Linked DNA regions of Homo sapiens: region 1 is linked to region 2. Evidence: chromatin loops called from intact Hi-C (ENCODE). Cell type or tissue: IMR-90. All regions are shown on one strand. Links, peaks and the distances in the headings refer to the core of each region. The heading gives the core; the rest is flanking DNA.

The links. Hi-C counts contacts between places; a loop is a spot of excess contacts. Peaks named below come from ENCODE experiments on the same cell type or tissue, not always from the same donor. Only the 100,000 strongest peaks of a DNase experiment are listed, where the experiment ranks them.
Region 1: it touches region 2 in a loop (2.7-fold over the local background); 2 of 110 quality-filtered maps call a loop at or near these places.

Annotation. Positions count from the first base shown.
Region 1 is chr2:12,602,299-12,613,618 of GRCh38, forward strand. No RefSeq gene overlaps it. Among named protein-coding and RNA genes, the nearest start is that of TRIB2, 110 kb to the right of the region's middle. RefSeq lists silencers at 2,165-2,459, 4,911-5,111. In IMR-90, for the core only: a CTCF peak has its summit at 4,255 (motif pointing left); a DNase peak (open chromatin) is centred at 4,553; H3K27ac peaks cover 302 bases.
Region 2 is chr2:12,678,653-12,689,972 of GRCh38, forward strand. No RefSeq gene overlaps it. Among named protein-coding and RNA genes, the nearest start is that of TRIB2, 33 kb to the right of the region's middle. In IMR-90, for the core only: no CTCF peak of the experiment used is centred there; a DNase peak (open chromatin) is centred at 5,999; H3K27ac peaks cover 782 bases.

The DNA of each region.
Region 1 (11,320 bases), core at 3,187-5,686, 78 kb before region 2:
CATCCCAGGCAACCCTTTAAATTTACAGACATCTTAAAACTTTATTGTTTCTTTCTATATAATTCTAGCATCATAGACATAGAACATATTTATTTTGTTTTCCTTCTGATTCATCTTAATAATTTGAAGAAAACTTCTCTTTGTTTCAGAGTCATCTGGGAAGCTTTAGACAAATCCTGATGCCCAGATCCAATTGCAGACCAATTATCTGAATTTCTGGGGGAAGGAACAAAGCCTTACTTTTCTTGTCAAAACTCTCCAGGTGATTCCTGTGTCTATCCAAAGTTGAGAACACTGGTCTATTAGATAATGGGAGTTTGTCCCAGCTCTACAGGTGAGAAAACTGACTGATGAAGAGCATATTACGAGACCTTTGGATTCAATCAAATATTTCACATTGGCTTTCTAACCACCAAAAGATTGGGAAAACAATTTGACATGAGCTTGTGTCCAATATTCCTTCCTTTATTTTTCAAACACATATATTTAAAAGGCAATGTGAACCATGTGTTTTTGATTTAGTGACACTGAAGTCATCATTGGAATGCGATTTTGTTAAAAGCTTGTTGATACTCCAGGACTCCATTTGAAAAGACCTGGTTGTTCAATGTGGAGTTGTGGGGTGGGTGGGGAGGCAAAGTTGAAACCTCAAAGGCTCTAGCCTATTTCCAAACATGTATTCAATTATTAAGAAACCCAAAAGTAACTGATTTATTTATTTTTAGGTCTGGGGATAATGCTGATGGCTGCATTTGGGGAAGAGGTGGGGAGCTGTGGCTGAAGGGGAACTATGAATCTCCTATATTCCTTTTTCCCCATCACACTGGTATCTCCTGGAAGTTCAAGAACCATGTCCTCTCTCTCCCTTTTTCTCTCCTCTCTGTCTCTTTGTCTTTCTCAAACTTAGCGTGAAGTCTTTAATTCATTCACTCATTAAACTTATACTGTTTTGTGCTAGGCTCAATGTTATAGAAAACATAGACAAAAATGTCCAGTTTTCATAAAATCTGAGCTAAAAGAAGCTCAGTTACAGAGCACAACAAATGCTTCAAGGTGAGAAATAACTTTCAGGAACACAAATAACTCTGAGCAAAATATGTACTATTAATAGAGATTTTCATGAAATTTTGTACCTAGTATGTAAGAGAACATCTAATCCAGTTGTTTCATTTTATAGATGGAGAGATTGAAGCCAAGAGTAAGAGAGATGGTGACTTACTTAAGATCACACAAAAAGCTATTTTTATGTCAGGGCAGAGACAAGATTTCTTACCTCTCAGACAAAGTTTTTTCAAAATGTTATCCTGCTGGGAGATGCCCACATAAAAATGAAATTGAAATATAAGCATGATTGCAATATATAAAGCAACATATAAGCATATATTGTTTTATTTTGCTGCAGTACAGTTGGCCTGCAACACCCCTAGCATTTGATATCAAGAACGGTAGTTTTGCTAAGCTATAAGAAGGTACAGGGCAGAGCCCATTCAAAGGCAAGAAGGACAGTCATTAAGCATGATGAGTTAAATATGGCAAAGAAAATGGTAATAGAGACTAGGACAAGGGGCCCCAGCTAAGAGCCTGTTTCAAGATCAGACAACAATGGAAGATGCTGTTCAAGCAAGGGAGAGAGAGGGAGGGTCAGACTGGCATTGCTGGACAGTGGTTTTCAAGCCTGGCTATGCATCAGAATGACATAAGATTTTTAAAACAATAGTGGTGCCCAGACTCCACCCTTCCTGCCCTCCCCCAGTAATTCTAATTTGTCTGAAATGGGTCCCAGACATTGTTATGACATATAAACTTCCCTGATGAGTGGACCATATTGTAACGGTCCAGGGAAGAAATGAGGAAAGGAGGGAAAGAACTGATGTAATGATAGAATGTGCTGCAGAGAAGGCTCTGTGGGAGAAACATCCAAGAGTGATTCAAGGGAACTTAGTGATGAATTGGGTAAGGGGGGAGAGAAAAGGAAGGTTCTGGCTTCAGTGTCTTGGCAGGTGATACATATATTCATAGGGCTGGAGAGAACATAGGATTTGAGGCTGCTGGGATGGGGGTGATGACGTCTTCATCTTTGGAGCTGTTGAGTTGAAATTGCCTGTGAAACAGCCAGGTGGAGTTTACAGCAGCCCATTGTATGAAGGGGCTCAGTACATAGTCCTGTGTTGGAGATTGACATATGTTAATATTTATGAACTCTGATCTGTAGTTGAAGTGAGATATAAATCCTCTAGCCAGGGTAAGGACAGCCAACAGGTCATTGCAAGCACTGGAAACATGAGCACACCCACCACCACTCCTAATTCACCCTCTGACAGATAACGACTGCAGGACACACCCCACCCCACCTCAGGTGTCCTGCTGCCCCAGGCTCATTCTCAGAGTTTGCTGTGATGTGGGACAAGGCAGTTACTGGAAACATGCTTCTTTTAATCAGCTAGGATCTATCCTAATCCTGGAGACCTGGGCAGAGAGGAGGGGGCAGATGGAAGTGTGGGAAGAGGGGGTGCAGGGAATTGCTGTGAAAGCCTTCCATTGTGTGTAGGTGGCTCTGAAAGAGGAAGAAATAGATGTCAGTAACAGCAACATCAGGGACGGGGAAAAATGCAAGCAGAACCTCAGATATGGGTCTCATCAAAAATCAAAATAGTCTTACATCATGCCCTAGATATAGCCAAACACAGATGAGGCTAGACCACCAATGAGGGGGCTCCCCAAGGCTCTAAGTCATTCTCTCATGCTTTGTTGGAAAAGCTGTCCCACTTAACTCCAAATATATGGCTCTGGACAGGAACAGAGAAGCCAGCTTGAGCAACATCTTCTGAGTCACTGGCCAAGAAATGCTTCCCCACCTATCCTTCAGGTAGGAGAGTGGACACTAGTCAAAAAGGCACAAGTATTTCCAATTCAATTTCCCTGCACATGGCTGCAAGAGACAAATGTCACCGATTGAGTCTGAGCTTCACACATCCCAACTTAAAGCTCATTAAAAAGCTCCCAAAAAATGAGGACTTCAAGCTTGGAGTTCCCTCTGAAAGCCATGCCGGATCTAAAGTTCAGATCTTACAACATGCAGGCACCAGACTAGTCATCTGACATGCATTTTTCTATTTAATTCCCACAAAAACTTTGCTGGGGCTTTGTGATCTACCCTAAGGTGACATAACCAATTCTTAAGGAAGAAGGCCTGGCACTTGCATTTTTGTTCACCCAACTCTCGTTCATTTCTTCCTTCTTCTACCAATACATAAACACATCTGCAGCTGGAGGTTTTCCCAGGACTGGCAGGGCACTCTGCTCTGCAAGAGTTACTTGAATTTACTAAGGGGTATTTGGTGGATTGTTGAGGGGGATAAAAATAATATGTCAGGTGGCTGGGACCCCAAGTTTAAGTTTGCTGTTCACTAGCCTTATGACTATAATGTGTGCACTTGGCCCTTTTGAATTGCAGTTTTCTCTTCAATGTAGTAGGGATAATAATACCTACCTCATTTTTTTTAGATTAAATGTCAAAATTGTTCATAATATGTTAAATTTGCTAGCTTAGTATCACTGACTTTAACGTTAACTAGGTAAGGAAGAAACTACCCAAATACTGGACTCTAGCCAAGAAATACACACTATCTTTATCTTGGTTTTAATGAGATGCTCTCGTAATCATTCTATTTGCATAGCCTTAAGAATTAACAATGCAATTCAATGGTAACTGACTCTACTGTGGCAATGTAACAGCATCATCGATTAGTACAATGGAAAAGTAAGATTATTCTTTTAAAATTTAGTCTTGATGACCACTTGGCATGCCTTTCCATGCATGCCTTCTCCCTGAGCTGAGATAAGCAAAAAATGCCAAACAATAGGGAGTATTGGTGAGACATACTGGCTTTGGCAAGGCAGAAAAAAAAAAAAAGCACTAGTAATTCAATTTAGACTAAGATTTGTTTCTTCTGATCAGGTCAAACAAAAACTGTGAAAGCTCAATGATTCAATATTCTTTCACCACAACCTAAGGCAAGTCTCCTTATGTGGCCTGGCTGCTTAATTTATAGTATTATTTATCTCAGACCTCTATATTTCATCTAAATGTGGTCCTAGACATATTGCAATAACAAGTATGGTTAGAGATGGGGACAGCCCTTGACTTGATCTTAAAGGTGCATGGTTTTTAAAGTCAGGCTTTTCTGAATCTGGGTCAGGAAAGGCAGTGTGAAGCTAATTTGGAGCTGAGGTCTGCTCCCCCTGCTGACTCACAGTGTGGGCACAGTCCATAGTGTACGCTCTTAAAGTGCAATAAACTGTCCATGCCAGAGGACAATGCTCCAGTTGTTAAAAGTGCTTTATTCTGGAGCATGGACTTTCTACACGACATGGTCTGAGTGTGTCCTGGTGAGGAGGCTGAACCGTCTGTGGAAATGAGACTGTTCAATGTTTCTGCAGCAACTGTAGTCAGCTCCTTTTCCTTCCTGTTTGGGGGAGTTTAATTGGATGCAGCTGGAGCATCCCCGCACTCTGAGTCTGAATTTGCTAAAGAAAGAGGGTGGGAAAGGCAGTTCTCACTGCATTCTGTCTGAACCTACAAAGCCACGGGAGACTCCAGAGATAAAATGATTCAAAATCTCACTAAAGTCACTGTGGGTGTTTTCCCAACTGCCAAGACCCAGCTACACAGAACTGAAGTCACTCTTTAAGAATGCATGCAGATTAAGTTTATCTCCATCTTGAAACATTGGGAATAAAAATTAATAATGATAATAGTAATAATTTATAGTATTACTTGCTTCCCTAAATATTTTCACTTATCAGTTGATTGACTAGCATTAATTTGTTCTGAAAATAAAACATTTTTAGAGTAGGGTACAAAAAAAGGATAGGTAGCATGGTGGGAAAAGCGCAATTTAGGTTCAAAATCCACTGCTGAGAGTTACCCATGTATGATCATAGGCAAGTCACTTAAAGCTTATCTGAATTTCTGTTTCGTCTGATTACAAACCAACATATATAAAAAGGCATCATAGACTGAAACAAGGTTGTAAAAGGGGTCATCAGATAGTAACAAAATGAGATAGTTTCATGTCTTTTTTCCTTTCTAAAAAACAGAGCAGGAGGTATATATCCACATGAGTGTGTTTATTTCCAGGATCTTCCTTCAAGAGGGAGGAAAACTTATTCCTATGGTGTAGTAATCCTAGGAACACTTATAGTTTCCAAATCGGGAAATGATATAAGGCTTGCTTATGAATCACTTGAATTTGTGTGACATGATTTTATCGTCACATCCTTTTGTGTTTATTCATTTTTATCCCCATTGATAAGTCACTTCACTTATTTACTTGCTTTTGTTTTGAATGATGTTTGGCTCTTTATAAAATCAAATTCATTCTCAAAGATTTAACATCAGTGAAGAAATTGCAACTCTTTTCCTCCCTACTTTTGATCAGTCTCTTACACATTTGTGAGCAATGACAGTGCAAAGGTTTTACCTTCCACAGGGGGGTGGTCTATAGAAGCGACAACTTGCATTAATTGGATGCCTAATGTTTACCATACTCTATGTTGGGTGTATCTTATACACATCCGATATTATCTTTTTAATAATATTGTGAGATAGACAATGTTATCTCATTTTAAAGATGACAACAATAAAGCTTGGATTTTTTAAACTTGTTTTTCACTTACCTGTTAAATAAGGAACTACAATTAGATCCTAATTCTCTCTGAGCCCAAGATCTGTTTTTTTCCTCCACAGGAGGCTTCTCCTTCACCATTTGCATATGCATACCAAATAACCAGTCTCATCACTTTACGGTCATATGATCTTCACTGATTAGTTCACTCAATATTTGTTGAGCACCTTCTTTGAATGTGGCTCTTCAGCAGGCCTGTGAGAGACTGAGGTCTCTGAGTCATAGTGACTTCCCAGGTTGCGTATCTCCAAAGTGCTGCATTTCCCCAGTGACTCAGGGTACCACAAAAGTGTCACCTATTTAATGATTGTTAGAACTTAATTTAATACAAAATTAATTCTTACATGCCACAGATCAATAATGCTTTGTCCTCAGAACAATCGTAATGGAATTTTAGCTGGACCCAGATAAAATCAAAAAGGAAAACCGAACTAGACCTCCCTGGTAATTATCATCCCAAATGCACCCATATGTATGTAATTCTGAAGAGTTGCATGAAAAACAAATATATATTGAATTATATTTGATTTTTGGCTTTTATTATAATATTGGAGATATAATTGTGTGGATCAAAAGTAATACAATTTATCTTTCACATGTTGACAAGATGGAAAAACAATACTGGGTTTACAATGCTACCTGAAAATAAAAAATTAAATGAACAAAAAATGTGAAAGAAAATGTGAAAGAAAGGATTTTCAAGACCCTAAACATTGGGCAATGAAAGACAGTGATCAATGCAAAACAGAAAACAAATGAAATAAATCCTGCGATTCTCTTACTACCTTGAGAGAGTCTGCAGACCATGATGCAGAGGGAGAACACCAAGGAAGAACCGGGTGGACTCCATGGATGAAGAAACAAAGCTGAGATTTCAGGGATACCAAGGAACCTAGAGTTTGTGGAACAAAGTACTGAAGAGAAGAAAATCATATATAGAAAGAATCCTGGAGAAATGCAAGGGACCCTCTTACATTTTCAGCAGAATACTGACCAAGCCATGCACCAAGGCTGGGACCCTCTTACATTTTCAGCAGAATACTGACCAAGCCATGCACCAAGGCTGGAGCAAGAACCATCCAAAAGATGAAAAGAAAGAGTACTCAGCACTCATACAGGTCTGGAAATACTGCCTGTTTCCACCAACCAGATTGAAGAATCTCATTATTCCCTGGACATTGCGTAGAATACTCAGGAAAATCTTGCTTCAATAATGGAAAGTAATTAGCTCTAAAATGCTCTGGGTCTTCCTAACAAATGATAAAAGCAAGACTCTAAAGGGGCAAACTTTTCCCAAGTAAAAATGGCATCCTAGCATAAATCTCAAGAATATTATGATTTTTTAAAAAACCCAGCATTCAACAAGGTAAAATTTATAATATTGGGTATCAAATCAAAGATTCTGATCCAGAACTGACACATATGTTAGAATTAGCAAACAATGACATTCAAGCAGTCATTATACATGCAGTCCATATATTCATAGGCTTAAGTAAAGACATAGAAGATTATTTTTAAAAAAAGGCAAGTTGGCCAGGCGCAGTGGCTCACGCCTGTAATCCCAGCACTTTGGTCGGCCGAGGTGGGTGGATCACAAGGTCAGGAGATCGAGACCATCCTGGCCAACATCGTGAAACCCCGTCTCTACTAAAATACAAAAAAGTTAGCCGGGCCTGGTGGCGCGCACCTGTAGTCCCAGCTACTCGAGAGGCTGAGGCAGGAGAATGGCATGAACCCGGGAGGCGGAGCTTGCGGCGAGCCGAGATCGCGCCACTGCACTCCAGCCTGGGCAACAGAGCGAGACTCCGTCCCCCGCCCCCCACCCCCCCAAAAAAGAACACAGTTATTACGAGACAGAAACTTCAACAAGGGGGGCGGAGGTTGCAGTGAGCCCAGATCGCACCACTGCACTCCAGCCTGAGGACAGAGCAAGATCTCCGTCTCAAAAAAAAAAAAAAAAAGCAAATCGAACTTGTAGAAGGAACATGATAATGTGTGATATGAAAGTACTTTGGATAAGATTAATGTCAGACTAAAAAATTTGGAAGAAAGGATTAGTAAATTTAAAGAAATAGCAATATAAAAAATAAAATGAACCACTGAAAGAAGTCTAATTTAAAAAATTAAAATAAAAAAAGAATGTTAGTGACGTATAGGACTACTTTAAGCAGCTCAATATATAGTTTGAAGTCCCTTGAGTAGAAGGGGGAAAAAAAAGCAGAGGGAACAGAAAAGATATACAAAGACAAATTTGCCAAAACATTTTCAAAATTGATGAAATTACAAACCTATAAATCTAGGAAATGTGAAGAAAACTACACTGATGCATATTGTCACCAAATTGTGCAAAACCATCCATTAAGAGAAAAACCTTAAAACAGCCAGAAAAAAATAAGTTGCATTTTATACACAGGAACAAAGAAAAAAATGAAAGCATATTTCTTATCAGAAATAATACAAGCAAGAAGACAATGGAGCCAACAACATCTTTAAATTACTGATAGGAAAAATATTTTCCACCATAAATTCTATACTCAGCAAAAATATCTTTCAAAAGACAAAAAGGAAACAAAATGCTTTCAGAAATAAATGAGTAGAAAGCCTCATCACCAGCAGACACATACACTAAAAATGTTAAAAGGAGTCTTTTGGACAGAAGGAAAATAATGTCACATGCAAATATAAGTCTAGACAGAGGAATCAGTGGCCTAAAAATGACTACTACATGGGGAAGTATAAACTTTTTAGCATTTAAATCTCTTTACAAGATAATTGATTGTTAATAAAAATAATAGTATACATAATAACATGCGTAAGTAAAATATATAAAGTCTCAGACAGGAGAAATGAAAACATTTTGTTAAGGTTCTTATACCACATGTGAAGTAGTAAATATTATCTTTAGGTCAAATGTGATAAGTTAAATCTTAAAGCAGCCACTAAAATAACAAAACAATGAGTTATAGCTAAGCAGGCAGAAGAGATAAAATTGAATCCCCAAAAATGCACAATTAATCCAAACTAAAAGCAGAGAAAGAAGAAAATGGGAACAAAAAAACAGAATTTTTTTTAAATAGCAAGATGCTAGACTTGAACCTAACTATAGAAATAAGTGCCTTAAATTTAAATAGTTTAGAAAACTGCACTGAAAGACAGAAATTGTCATATTTTATGAAAAAAACATAGTAAGATATATGCTGCCTTTAAGAAAATACAGTTTAAATGTAAAAACATAAATAAGTTAAATGTGAAAGGATAGAAGAAGATATATCATGTTAACACTCCTCAAAATAAAGCTGTTTTGGCTATGTTAATACCAAAGTAGATTTTAGAGAAAATGATATTGCTAGAAATGACAAAAATAGTTTCATAATGATAATTATAAAATATATGAAAGTCCTCTATACTGAAAATTAAAACATTGCACAGATAAAGAGGATCTAAATAAGTAGAGAGATACACCTTGTTCATAGGTCAGAAGACTCAATATTATTAAAACATAAATTTGTTCCCAAATTACCCTGTAGATTCAAAGCAATCCAATCAAAACCCCCAAAAATATTTTAGTAGTAATCAACATATTGATTTCAAAATTCATATAAAACTGCAAAGGACCAATAATTGCCAAAACAAATTTTAAAAGCAGAATAAATTTGAAAGACTACCACTCCCTGAATTTAATACTTATTATAAAAATGCAGTTATCCAGACAGTGTGGTATTAGTGCAAATATACAGAAAGACAGATCAATAGAACAGAATAGGGACTTCAGAAATTGACCCCTATATATTTGGATAATGGATTTTCAGCATGCAAGAGCAGTTCAGTAGAGAAAGAATAGTCTTTTTAAGAAATGACACTGTAATGATTTGATATCCATATGCAAAAATAAAATAAAATAAACTTAGATCTACATATTTCACCATATGTAGAAATAACTCAAGATAAAGTATAGACCTTGATGTATTATAAAAGTGAAAACTATCAAAATTCTAGAAGAAATTCTCTGTCAGGTCAGGTCAGGAAAATACATGATACTAAAACTAGGATCTATAAAAGAATAAATTGATTACTTGAACTTCACCAAAGTTAAAAATTGCTGCTCTTTGAAAGACGTTAAGAAAATTAAAAAAGAAACACAAAGATGAGAAAAAATATTTACAAAGCATATATCTGACAAAGGGCTTGTATCAGAATACATAACTTTTAAAATACAATAAGAAAACTTAAAAAAAGGCCAAATATTTGAATAGACACTTCAATAAAGAAGATATAAGCACACAAAAAATAACCACATGAAAATAAGCTCTGTCTTATTAATCATTAAGGAAATGAATATTAAAACCACATTGAGATACCACTACATGACTGTGGGAAGTGCTAAATTAAAAAGTATGACCATATCGAGAGTTGGAGAAGATATAGCACTCTCATATACTGCTGGTGTAATGTAAATGTTAAAGCCACTTTAAAAAACGGTTTGATAAGTTCTTAAAAAGCTAAATATACATGTACATTAAACACATTCTGCTCTTAATAATTCACCCAAAAGAAAAAGAGGTATATATTCATACAAAGCCATGTTCAAAATTTTCATAGCTGCATCGTTTGTAATAGACCAAATCTGGAAATAACCCAAATGTCAATAGACAATAGATGAATAGATAAACAAATTGTGGTAGATTTATAAAACGGAATATAAAGAACCAAATATTGCTACATTTGCTAAATGTAACTAATATTGTTAAAAATAATTATGCTAAGTTAAAGAAGGCAGATGAAAGAAGAGCTCATACTGTATGATTTCATTTAGATAACACTCCAGGAAATGTGAACTCGTGTAGGGAGAGAACACACATCATCATTGTCTGGAATACAAAGAGAATCAGGAAGGAAGGATTACAGGGGGACACTAGGAAACTTTTGAAGGGTGATGGATGTATTCATTATCTTGATTGTGTTGATGGTTTTATGGATATATGCATATGTCAGAACTTATCAAATTCTGTTGTAAATATGTTTAGCTTACTGTAAATAAAAATAAGTAGTATGGGCTTGAAGAACCAATCTACTTAAAAATGCAATCAGCCTTTTAAACATCACATTTCCAAAGGGCTATAAAACAATTTTCTGATGAAATATTGATTAAATTGTCCAAAATAAGACACAGGATATGCATGTTAAACAGCTATGCTTGTTGTTCTGGTTGGCATAACAGCTAGACAGCCTGAAGGAAAAACAATGACAGCTTAGCTGAAGAGAACTCAGTGGACCGAAAAGTCCCTCCCTACCTAACAGTGTCCCTCATAACTGTGTTACAGTGGGAGGAAAGGCAGCTCTTTCTGGCGTCTTGGTGTATGTTTTTCAGCACTTGGAAGGCACAGCTGGCTACCAGAAACACACAGGTGGAGCTGGCCTAAGGACAGATGGACAGAGCAGGAAGCTGTAGAAACAAAACAAAAGCGTCGTACATTCAACTATAAAGTAAGAACAGGGGAAAGGGGGTGTTAGGCTTCCTCCACCTCAGCCAGAGACCAGTGGTCGCTATGGAATGTGCCGAAGCTGTGAGGTTTGCTAATGGGGTAGACCAGGGACCTTTACCCTGAAATGCTGGCAGGCCTGGAAGCCTCACC
Region 2 (11,320 bases), core at 4,641-7,140:
CTAGAAATAGATTGCTGTATCTTCTCTCAAACACCTGCCCAGATTTTTCATAAAGATCCACCAATCAATTTTTTTCAATTCTGTAGAATATGTGAAAAGCAAACTCTCCTCTCCTCTGCTTGTGAATCAGATTTTGCTTCCCAGTGCCTACAGAGAGAGAGACTCAGGCTCTAGAGGATCCCTCTAACTGGAGTGGAAATACAGCCTAGGCCCCTGATAGCTTCAAGTCATAAAAAATAGATTAGGAAAGCCTTTTGCATTGCCTCCCTCTAACCGCAATGGGGTTGGGATTGAGGGAGATACTAAATAGAGACACTCCTCATATACCTCTTTTTGTATAGATATAGATTTGTGATTTTTTTTATTTGAGAAGCCACCCTTTACCCCCAAATTTTTATTCATTTTCTTGCTTCTGTTTCCTTTGATCTTTTTCAATTTTTAGTTAAATGGTACGTTCATTCATGTAGTGATATATTAGGCAAACATTTATTAATCCCTATTATGAGCAAGGCACTGTACTAAATTTCCTGCACACGCAGGTGACCCTATCGGCCTTCCTTCAGTGTCCCCAGTTCCCCCACTCAGCCTGGGCACCGTACACACAGCCCCTGATCCTGAAAGCTTCCCCCCTTCCACTCTCCAGTGCCGTCATCCTTCAGATCTTAGCTCAGATGTTACTTGCTCAGGGAATCCATCTGGAACCTCAGGCTGGCTCCAGTCGCACTGGTACCTCACCTTCGACACCACAGTCTGAGCTCCCATTCTCTCTCTGCATAATTCCTCTTCAGAACCTTGCGGACATCCCACGAGAGCTGAGTCAAATCTGTCTGTCCTGCTAAGCTACGGGCTCCCAGTGGGCAAGTTCTAGGCTTGTCTTATTCATCATTATAAACCCTGTGCTTAGCATGATACCCAGCACGTGTACTTATAGATGAATGTATTTGCAGGATGAATGACCTGTTTACAAATAACCACAAAATTGACAGTGGCTTCTGTGGCCAAAGCTTGTTCCTCACTCACCACACAGGTGTATGACTCCCTTGGGCAGCACTCCACAAAGTAGCTGTCCTCTAGGTGGTTGCCAAGGGACCTCTGCTGTTTCTATTATGTGCCTGCACCATTCCCACCATTTTCTGGCAGGAGCTGAGCTACTGTCATCAGCTGGCAGATGGAGAGCAGAGTGTGTTGGGAGGTCACCTCATCTGGAAGGGATGCATGTCATGCCATTCTCATCCAGGGTCCTTAGGCCAGGTTATTCGCACAACTAGCCCAGGGCAAGGACGGCTGGTCAATGGAGGGAGCTCCTTGTTATTAGTGAGCCTGGCTGGGCTCTGCCACAGGCACTGACAAGAGTGGTGAAGACCGTGACAGATAAAAGCATGGAGGTGTGCACAGAAGTTAAGCAAACGGCATAAATGGTGGCTCAGAGAGGGGACAACAAAAATTACATAGCTAAGGGTTTAAGAGGAGTGTATTAGTCCGTTTTCATGCTGCTGATAAAGACATATTTGAGACTGGGAAATTTACAAAAGAAAGAGGTTTAATTGGACTCACAGCTCCATATGGCTGAGGAGGCCTCACAATCATGGCAGAACACAAGGAGAAGCAAGTCACATCTTACATGGATGGCAGCAGGCAAAGAGAGAGCTTGAGCAGGGAAACTCCCCCTTATATTACCATCAGATCTCATGAGACTTATTCACTATCATGAGAACAGCATGAGAAAGACTTGCACCCATGATTCAGTTACCTCCCACTGGGTCCCTCTCACAACATGTGGAAATTCAAGATGAGATTTGGGTGGGGACACAGCAAAACCATATCAAGGAGCCATAAGAAATACCAGGGATACCTTTAAAGACGTTTGGTGTCTAAGGGACTATAATCTGGAGGAAAGAATGAACAAATCATTGAATAGGCAGATGAATGGATGAATGGCTGGGGAGCTTGGACGTTCCTTTAGAGGTTTGCAAGTTTGACTCGCCCTCTGGTCATCTCAGCATCCTGTTCTCCCTCCACACAGTCAATGAAGCAGCCACATTAGGAACCGCAGTGAAGAGAGAGCCCTGGGCACCAGCGGGGAGAGGTCAGCCCACTCCACTGAGCATCCTGTCCCTCTGGAGATGTTCTTTGAGACACTTCCCATGTTGCATTCCTTCACTTGTGGATTTAGACTCTCACCTTCCAGCCTGACAATAGGGACAGATGTGGGAAAAGAAATACATGTTCTCCCCAGTTGTAGAGCAAATGGCTTCTCAAAATGTGTGTATGGGCAGCACAATGGAATTTAAACTCCAAAGGGAAGTTGAAGCTCATAGAGACCAGCCCTTTCACAGGGGTGATGAAGACACAGAAGCCCCAAGAGGGCCCTGCCACCTGCTGGGAAGAGTAGAACCACCACTCGGTCTCTCACCAGCTGAAATGGATTCTAGGGAATCATACCTAGCCCTGTGAGAATGATCTAGGATGTGAGAAGATGCCACATGCTAGGGCAGATAAGGAAGGCTACATTTCACCAATGAAGGAAGCCGGATTAGAGATGCCAGGGTATTGGGCAAGGTGTAGGGGGTTTGCTGAAATTTTCTTTCTTTTTTTTTTTTTCTTTTGAGTCTTGCTCTGTCGCCAGGCTAGACCGCAATGGCGAGAGCTCAGCTCACTGCAACCTCCGCCTCCCGAGTTCAAGCTATTCTCCTGCCTCAGCCTCCCGAGTAGCTGGGACTACAGGCATGCACCACCACGCCCAGCTAATTTTTGTATTTTTAGTAGAGATGGGGTTTCACCATGTTGGCCAGGATGGTCTCAATCTCTTGTCCTCGTGATCCACCCACCTCGGCCTCCCAAAGTGCTGGGATTACAGGTGTGAGCCATCACACCTGGCAGAGCTGCAATTTTAATGGAGGTGTCAGAGGAGGCCTCAGGGCTTGCAGGTCATGAGGGGTTCACCATATGGGCAGTGGGGCAGAGTCTCTAGACAGTAAATGGGAAGGCCCAAAGGCAGGGGTGAGCCACATTGGGGAAGAGTAAACAAGACACAAAGGGAAGAGTCAAAATGGAAAAAACTGGACCACACAGAGCTTTGAAGGCTTCTGGAATGAGTTTAGTGTTCATCCCAGGTGGAACGCGTGCCATGGTGAGGCTGGGAGCAAGATGCGGCATGGAGATCCCAACTTGCGGTGTGAAAAGATCACTCTGGCTGGTATGTTGAGAGACACAGTGGGAGCTGAGAGTCAAAGCAGGGAGGCCCTTAGGAGGCTGCTTCAGTAATCCAGGCAGGAATCATGTATTAAAAAAAAGGAAAAATCAAAACTTACATTGCTCCAGGCACATGCCTCATGGACTGCAATAACAATGGGTTCTTCCCATAAAAACTGTGCAGAGTTGATATTTGAAAACCCCATTCCATTATTCTGATGGGAAAATGGAATTTGGGAATTAAGACCTTCCCCAGTGTCTCATACTGGAGCTCAGCTTCAAATCCTGACTCCGCAGCCTTGAGCACCTGCTGCACGCAGCACCCTGCAAGGCATGGAGGAGACTCCACCCTCCGGAGCTCCAGGCTAGCAGCTGATGAGATGGGGAGGGCCACATATGCAAAAGTCAAAGGACAAGAAGATGGGAGAAGCCAACCCTTCTGTGTCTAATGCATGCTCTGCTCCCTCAGAGCTTTTCCCCAGCCAATATACTTCTCAGGGAGGGACCCATAAGACACGAGGCAGGGCCTGGGAGTAATTTAAGGAAGGCATGGAGGAAAACCGGAAGAGTCAGAAGAAAATAACAACAACAGAAACACATCACACAGACTCCAGACTCCAGGGTGTAGAGAAAAAGACAGGAAGGGAGGAATGTAGGACAGAAGGGAGGAAGAACTGGAGTGGGGAAGAGGGGAAGGGAGGGAAGGAAGGAGAAAGGGAGAGAAGGAAGTCAATGCTCCAGTTCAGGGTCGTGTCTCTATTTCTCTGCCTGGAACACTTGCCTCTCTCCTCCTCTCTCTCCCTTCATCAATCTTTATCAGAGATGGGGTTATACAGTTTCACACCTTCTTCCTTGGAAAGTAAGTCCATAAAAAGCGAATGAGCTGTGCAGATCCTGGCCTTCCTCTGCTCTGGTCTGCATTTCACTGGGTTGATGATGCACCCTGCAGTTCCCAGACTCCCCTCTCAGCTGGCTTTGGGCTTCAGTTGGCCATAGTGTCTTGGAGGAGAGCTAGGAAAGGGCAAGAAAGAAAAAGTCTGGGTTGTTTTCCTTTTCCCTCTTCCCTTCAGCCTTTCCAACCCCTGCCCCTTGACCTGGAAAGCACAGCCTTGTCCCTTTGCTGTTCAGTTTGGGATGGACCTGGCTCCCTATTTTTTTTTTTTTGTGCTAATCTCTGAGTTGCTTTGTCCTACTCTGTTTGGTTTTTCTGATCTTCTATCACCACTGAAGCTAATTCATTGGATTAAATTCCTCCTGTTCTAAATACTTAAAGAGGCTCCTGATTTTCTTGAATGACACACAAGCATAATTTTAAACAATAGAAATCCATGCATTATAAAACTAAAAAGAGTACAAAGAAGGATTCCATTTTTAAAACACCTCCCTTTAAAAATGGGTTCCACTTCAGATGGATAATTTAACAATAAGAACTTTTGTTTGAATAGAAGTCAAAGTGTTTACAGGCATAAAAGTATTTCTGAAAGAATAATCATCGGTTTCTTTAACAGTACTATAATGAATTAAGACACAGTACTATCCACAAGTTCATCAATATTTAATTTTCTTCTAAAAACCACATTAGGATTAACATTACAAAGAAAACAGGTTTTTGTTGCAAGGAAAAATGTATCTCTGTGATATGATTGTTTCATGTGATACGTCTGTTAGCATAACGCAGTGGAAGGGAGGTTATTTATATGAACAAAATCTCTTTTTCTGAATTTCTGCCCCTTGTTACTTTTACAAACGAAGCATCACTTGATCAGCAGGAAGACACAGTACACAAAGCTTTGCCACAGCAGGATATGTTCCCTAATGTTTGGCTAATCTTTGGGTGTTCTCAAAGAAAGTAATGGAAGAATTTTAATAGCAGGGGTTATATGAACTTCTTCTTGAATTACCTGGGTCAGCTAAACACTTTGCAAGATGTTATGGCACAAGACCCATATAAGTATGTCCAGAATCTCTACACTGCCATATTCAGAACCAATTTGTAGCTCTTTTCTAAGTGCTAAGCTTTAATAGATAACGCTGTTAATAATTAATCCTTTTCTTAAAGTGCTTTGATTTTTCTGATTCATATTCCGCTAAGTATTTTTTTGGCAACTGAAAGCTTACTGAGCCAAGGCACAATTACAATGGTGAAGGAACCATATATTCCAGTCCCCATGAGATGCTAATGAAGGAGGCTAGGCAGGTGTGCCGACTTCAGCCTGCAAAAGAAGCTTGGCATTATTCATCTCATCACAAGAGGCACATTTAGCCCAAATTAAAATACCCATGCACACTGGTCACCACACATGCTATTCCACATGAGTGCCTTTGTTAGTACCATTGCCTTTCTCACCTCTACCCTGCTACTGCCTGCTCATCTCTGAAGATTCAGCCATCACCTCCTTCAAGAAGTCCTCCTTGATTCCTCCCCCAGCCCAGGCTTGCTTGGTAGCCTCCCCTCAGCTTTGCCTTACTTGCCTCTGCTTTTTTCTGCACATTGTACCATGGTGATCCCTTTGTGGGTCTGCAGCCCCTATGGACTCCGAGCTTCTGCAAAGCATGGTCTATGTGAATGTGGAGCTTAAAACAGCTTCTCAGTACATGTTTTCTGAACAAAGCTGAGCTGAGCAGAGCAGACTGGCTGATAATTTATGAAGTCTAGATTATGCCTCCAGCAAAACTGCAAAAGGCAACATTTCCTCTAGCCCAGTGCTCCATGACCATTTCAGGACACAGCTGAACACTCATCTTATTTCTGTACAGTCGCCTGTGTGCCGACACGGCTTGCATTTTTCCTTTTCTTTTGGCTTTCTTCCTGTAAGAATTACACAATCTCCTGTCCTCCTCTTACCTCCTCCTCCTCCTCCTGCACTATACCTCCAGCTATGAAAAGCTATGAATAAAGAAAGACAGCTGGCACTTCAGGATCCTGTTACTGATTCAATACGTGCATACCTTTCCATGAGTCCTGCCGAGTTGCATCTTCTTGACAATGGCAATGCCAAATCAGCCTTGATTCTTTCCCATACAGAAAAATACAGACCTCAGAAGCCTGAAAGGGCTTGTGGGGCTCAATCAGACTTGCTCCATCCTATGGGAACATAATGGATCACACATAGGCAAACCTGCCTTCGAAAAGCCTCTACCATCGGCTTTCTGTTTGTGATCCCAGGCCAGATACTGCATTTCTTTGCAGCTTTGTTTCTTCATTTCTAAAATAAGATTAATACTCTACATTACACAGTGTTTGGGGGAGGATTAATAAGATAATATTATGCAGACTCTATCACCTAATGGCAAAAAATGGGTAGAAATAATATTGGTTTTTATTTTGGTCCCACCCCCCCAAAATTCATATGTTGAAGTTCTCACCCCCAGTTCCTTGTAATGTGACCTTATTTGGAGCTAGAATCTTTACAGAGGTAATCAAATCAAAATGAGGTCATTAGGGTGGGCCCTGATCCAACATAACTGATGTCCTTACATAAAGGGGAAATTTGACCACAGAGCCAGGCGCACAGTGAGAACGCTGTGTGAAGATGAATGGAGAGATCAGATTGGAGTGAGGAGTCTACAAGCCAAGGAACGCCAGATGTGGCCCACAATCCCCCAGGAGCTGGGGGAGAGGCTAGGAACAGGGTCTCCCTTATACCTCCAGAAGGGATCAGCCCTATAAACCCTTGATCTTGAACTTCTGGCCTCTAGAACTGCAAGATGATAGTGTCTGTTGCTTAAGCCCTCCAGTTTGTGGTAGTTTATGTTTGAAGATGCTCAAAAATGGAGATGTTAAACAAAAACCTAAGTCACCAGGACAGGTCCAGGAGTTAGACCCAGGCCAGCAGCGCCTTTCCACTAGAGCCCTTTGTTCAGCCAGTGGCTAAAGTGTCAGTCACCACAGTCTCTACCCAGGCCCCTCACATGCCACCTCCTGCAGCAGAGCCCCTTCATCTCCACATCATCTCCCTGTCCCAAAGGGCCTTGAGCACACCCTCCTCTCCAACCTGGCCCTTCAGGGAGGAAGGACAGATGGCTTCCAGTGGGATTCTACTTTAATTGGTCTAGAGTGGGGCTCAGTCATCACTGCTTTAAGAGCTCTCTGGATGACCCTCACGTGCAGCCGGTAAGGATGTCTGCCTTAGACCACACGGCCCTACAGTGAGGCCAGTGCTGTCTTCCTTGTGGGTGTCTGCCATGCACCATCCAGTGGGTGCTCCCGTGGGTGGGGAACCAGTGAATGGAGTCCCTGGTAACAGATGAAAACCAATGAACCTCCTTGAGCATATGGTGCCTGCCTAGCAGTCAGGGGCTCAGGCCCTTACAAAAGCCGCTTAGCTGCCTGCCTCCATCCCCCCACCGCCCTCCATGCTCTGTGCTGCCTCACGGCCTCATTCCTGCCTGGAATCCCAAATCACCTGGCCTTCACATCAAGGAGGGCTGAGTCACTACATGGAGGGGTAGTTTCCATCCAGTTTTTTTTTTTTTATTAATTCTATAGGCCAGTCACATTCTCATTAAGAGGGGATGACCCTCTGATATGGCCAGGGTTCTTTCTGAAATAATAACAACAAATAATAATAAAGCAATAGAATAAAAATAAATAAAGATAACCTCCCTGTTGAAAACAATTGAGTATCCATTGTCTGTTTCAAGTAGTCCACCTCCCTTTGTGAACCATCGTAGCCTGCTGCTGTCCTCAGCTAGTAATCATCCTAATTTTTTTTTTTCTGTGCTGCAATAAACTGAGATATGTTGACCTACTTAATTCTCCCTCACCCACAACAGGCTTTCTCCTGCATCGGGACTGTTGCTCCTGCTGTTCCTTCTCCCTAACCACCTGGGACCCTGTTTTCAACACTTAGTTCACGAATCTCCTTCTCTGATCCCCCTTCTTAAAAATCCTCCATCCAGAACTGACCCCCAAGGCAGGGCCCAGTGTCAGGGCTTCCTTCAGCCTCTTGGTTTGCTTTCACATGGTTTTGTCTGTGATGATGAACATCTATGGTCTCTCTCCCCAACCCTCCAGAATCTTGAGAACTGTGGCTAGGTCTTACTCATACCTGTATCATCCGGCAACTGGCACGTAGAATGTGCCAGTTTGTTGAATGAATGAGTAAATAATATTAATTGATGTTTACTAGTGCTTTCCAGTTTACAAAGTATTGCCAATGACAGAGTATGAGTGAAAGAGAAAGAAAGATTATGCAGATTTACGAGCTGTTCCATGCAGGACTCTGGCCAACACCGACTCAATTTTAAATGAGTTACTGCTCTCTGAGGGCCTGCAATGGAAATACGGCTGTGAGGAGACTGTGGTGGTTTTGCATCTGGACAAAAGAGGGCAAGTTTACACACCATGGTGCAGAGGAGCCAGCTTCATCCCACTGCAATTTGATTGATACCATGACTTCGGCCAGTCTTCACATCAAGCGGGAACCTTGAATGCTGGCATTTATAAGGAAAGGTCAGCAGAGTTAACAGACGTGCCTGTGGCCATGCAGAGAGGCAGGTTGTGGTGCTTCCACCAGTGAGTAGGAACACCCTCCCAAAGAGGCCATATCCTGAAAGCAAAGGTGGTTCCCTTCCTATTCATTCATGCCCCAATCTCTGAGGGAGTTTTAATCTCCATTTTGAACTCTAAACCTTTTGCCAAGACCTCTGGTGAAGTCATTTGGAAATGGTGAGGCCCACACAGAAGGAGAACTGGCTTGGAGGCAGCCCTGAACAGGACCTCTTGCCTTGGGCCCTAGAGAGGCTACTGGATGCATCAAGAGTAGATGCATCACCAGTCCTGTCTACTGTTCACTCTGTTTCAGCTCCTTAAAAATACCCAGCATGGCCCTGTCCACCAAAGAGTATCTGAGACAGGTCTCAATCAATTCAGAAGTTTATTTTGCCAAGGTAAATGACATGACCAGGAGACAGGTCTGTTCCTTTCTCTAAGGATGGTTTTGAAGGCTCCAATATTTAAAGGGGAAAAGAGGGCTGGAGGGGAAAGAGGGAGGGTATGGTAACATTACTGAATCCACATTACAAGTGAAAAGGAGCAGCTAGGAGAATCATCAATCATGTATTTGTCTCAGGCTCAGTAAATCAGCACTTTACATAAGATAAGGTGAACATAGAGTAGCAACCTGTGGAGATATTTAACCTTTCATCTGTAGCTACCTGGCACATTCTGACTCTGGAGTTGTGTAGCTTGCCATCTGTAGTCTGTCTGTGGCTCTCTTGCTTTTATTCTGCATTCTTTCCAGATTCCACATCCCTCTTTTGGTTCCAATCCTTAGTCAGCTTCTGTGGATCAACGACTTGATTTCAGATTAGCAATCTCAGCTTTTACCTTCAGTAGCCATTACGCCACCTCCTACAGCAACCCTGCTGCCATCACTGCCTGTAACACACCCAAAGACGCATCTGTGGGTCTCTGACTGACAGCTTCATATGCTGAAACCACAGGGAAGAGGCTTCCCAAGCCTCCTTAAACCCTAGGTCTTCTGTTGTTTATTCCAGCCCAACCAGGTCTCTGTCTGGCAGGGAGATGGCTCTGACTCCAAGGCGGTTATCTGCCCACTGGGTAGCATCAAGCCCAGGCTCACTGCCTAGCTCCAGTCATTCCTCTGTGGTAAATTGCCTCCATGCCTATGCAATGAGGAAGCTTCCACAGAGCCACTCTTCTTCTATTAGAAACACTGATCATTGAGAAGCCCACAGCTAGAGAGGTAACCCACCTTTTCTAACTATGTTGAGTCTTCCTATGTCTATATTACTGACTTTACTGTCATCTCATTTTAGTTTTCTGCCTTACTCTGTTTTTTCAGTTTCTTTCTAATTTTTAAATTCTCAAATCCTTAGGAAAAAGAGATGAAAATAAGTACATAACTTAAATGAAGTATTAGATTAACCAAAACAGAGACGATCCAGGACAATGAAGCATGTTTTATGTTTTATATGAGGTCTCCAAGATGAGAATTAATTGGAGGGTTTTTATGCTCTTGAAATTTCTCAGATAACAAAGGTTTTAAATCTTAGAAACACAGGCACAGGGGGAAGGAGATTTAGAGGTTTCTAATCTAATATTTGAATTCTAAAGATAGGAATATAAAACCCAGGGGGAAAAATTCACCCAAAAGTCATGAGGTAATGTGTGTCAAAGACAACGTCCTTTATTCAATAACCCATTTGATCACTGAGTACCTACCATATAGCCAGAAGGTCAGTGTAGAAAAGTGATTGATAGAATGGACTTTGGATTTAGATAGTCGTGAATGCAAATACCTATTTACATCTCATGCTCTATTAAGTCACTGCAGCAAGCTATGTAATCTGAGAGTTAGCTTCCTTTGCATAAAATGTGGATAGTAGTACTTACTTCAGAGGGTTGTCTTGGTGGCAAAACGAGGTCCTACATTAAATCCTTCAGTACAATACATGTCACATAGCTAAGCTCAATAAATGTCAGCTACATTTTTGCAATTGCCCAGCTCCAAGCACAGGATTATTCCCCCAACATTATGAAGCAACAGAATGCAGAGTAATGTCTGTCAAGATATTTGGACTACAGAATCCAGGTTTTTACCTTGATTATCTCGGCTTCAAACACAGGTATGTCCCAAATGAACTGCTAATTGGATATTATGTAATAGCAATTAACACAGGACAAATTTATTTTAAAGCAACAACAACAATATAAAGCTGGGCCACACAATTCAGCTTAGTGCTAGAGAACCAGTGATTCTATTACAGGGAAAAGCCACACAGCAGACTGGGACTAATAGCATTCCACCGGTGCCAGGAAAATAGATAAAAATAGATAGTTAATATGCTCCTATTTGCCTCAGTAATAATTACATATATTTTGAAATAGTCACTAAACTATTAAAATGCTGCATAGGTAGCCTATAAATGATTTTCTCACTGTATCTTCAGAAAATCTACCACGTTAACTTAACCTACCAAAAAAGCAGCTGAAGCAAATGTAAGAGAAAGAAACAGTTCTTTCAGTCCTAAAATTCATTTGGAATAATGAAAGACCCAAAATAACCAAGGCAATGCTGAGCAAAAAGAACAAAGCTGAAGGCATCATTATTTGACTTTAAAGTGTATTACAAAGCTCTAGTAACCAAAACAGCATGGTAGT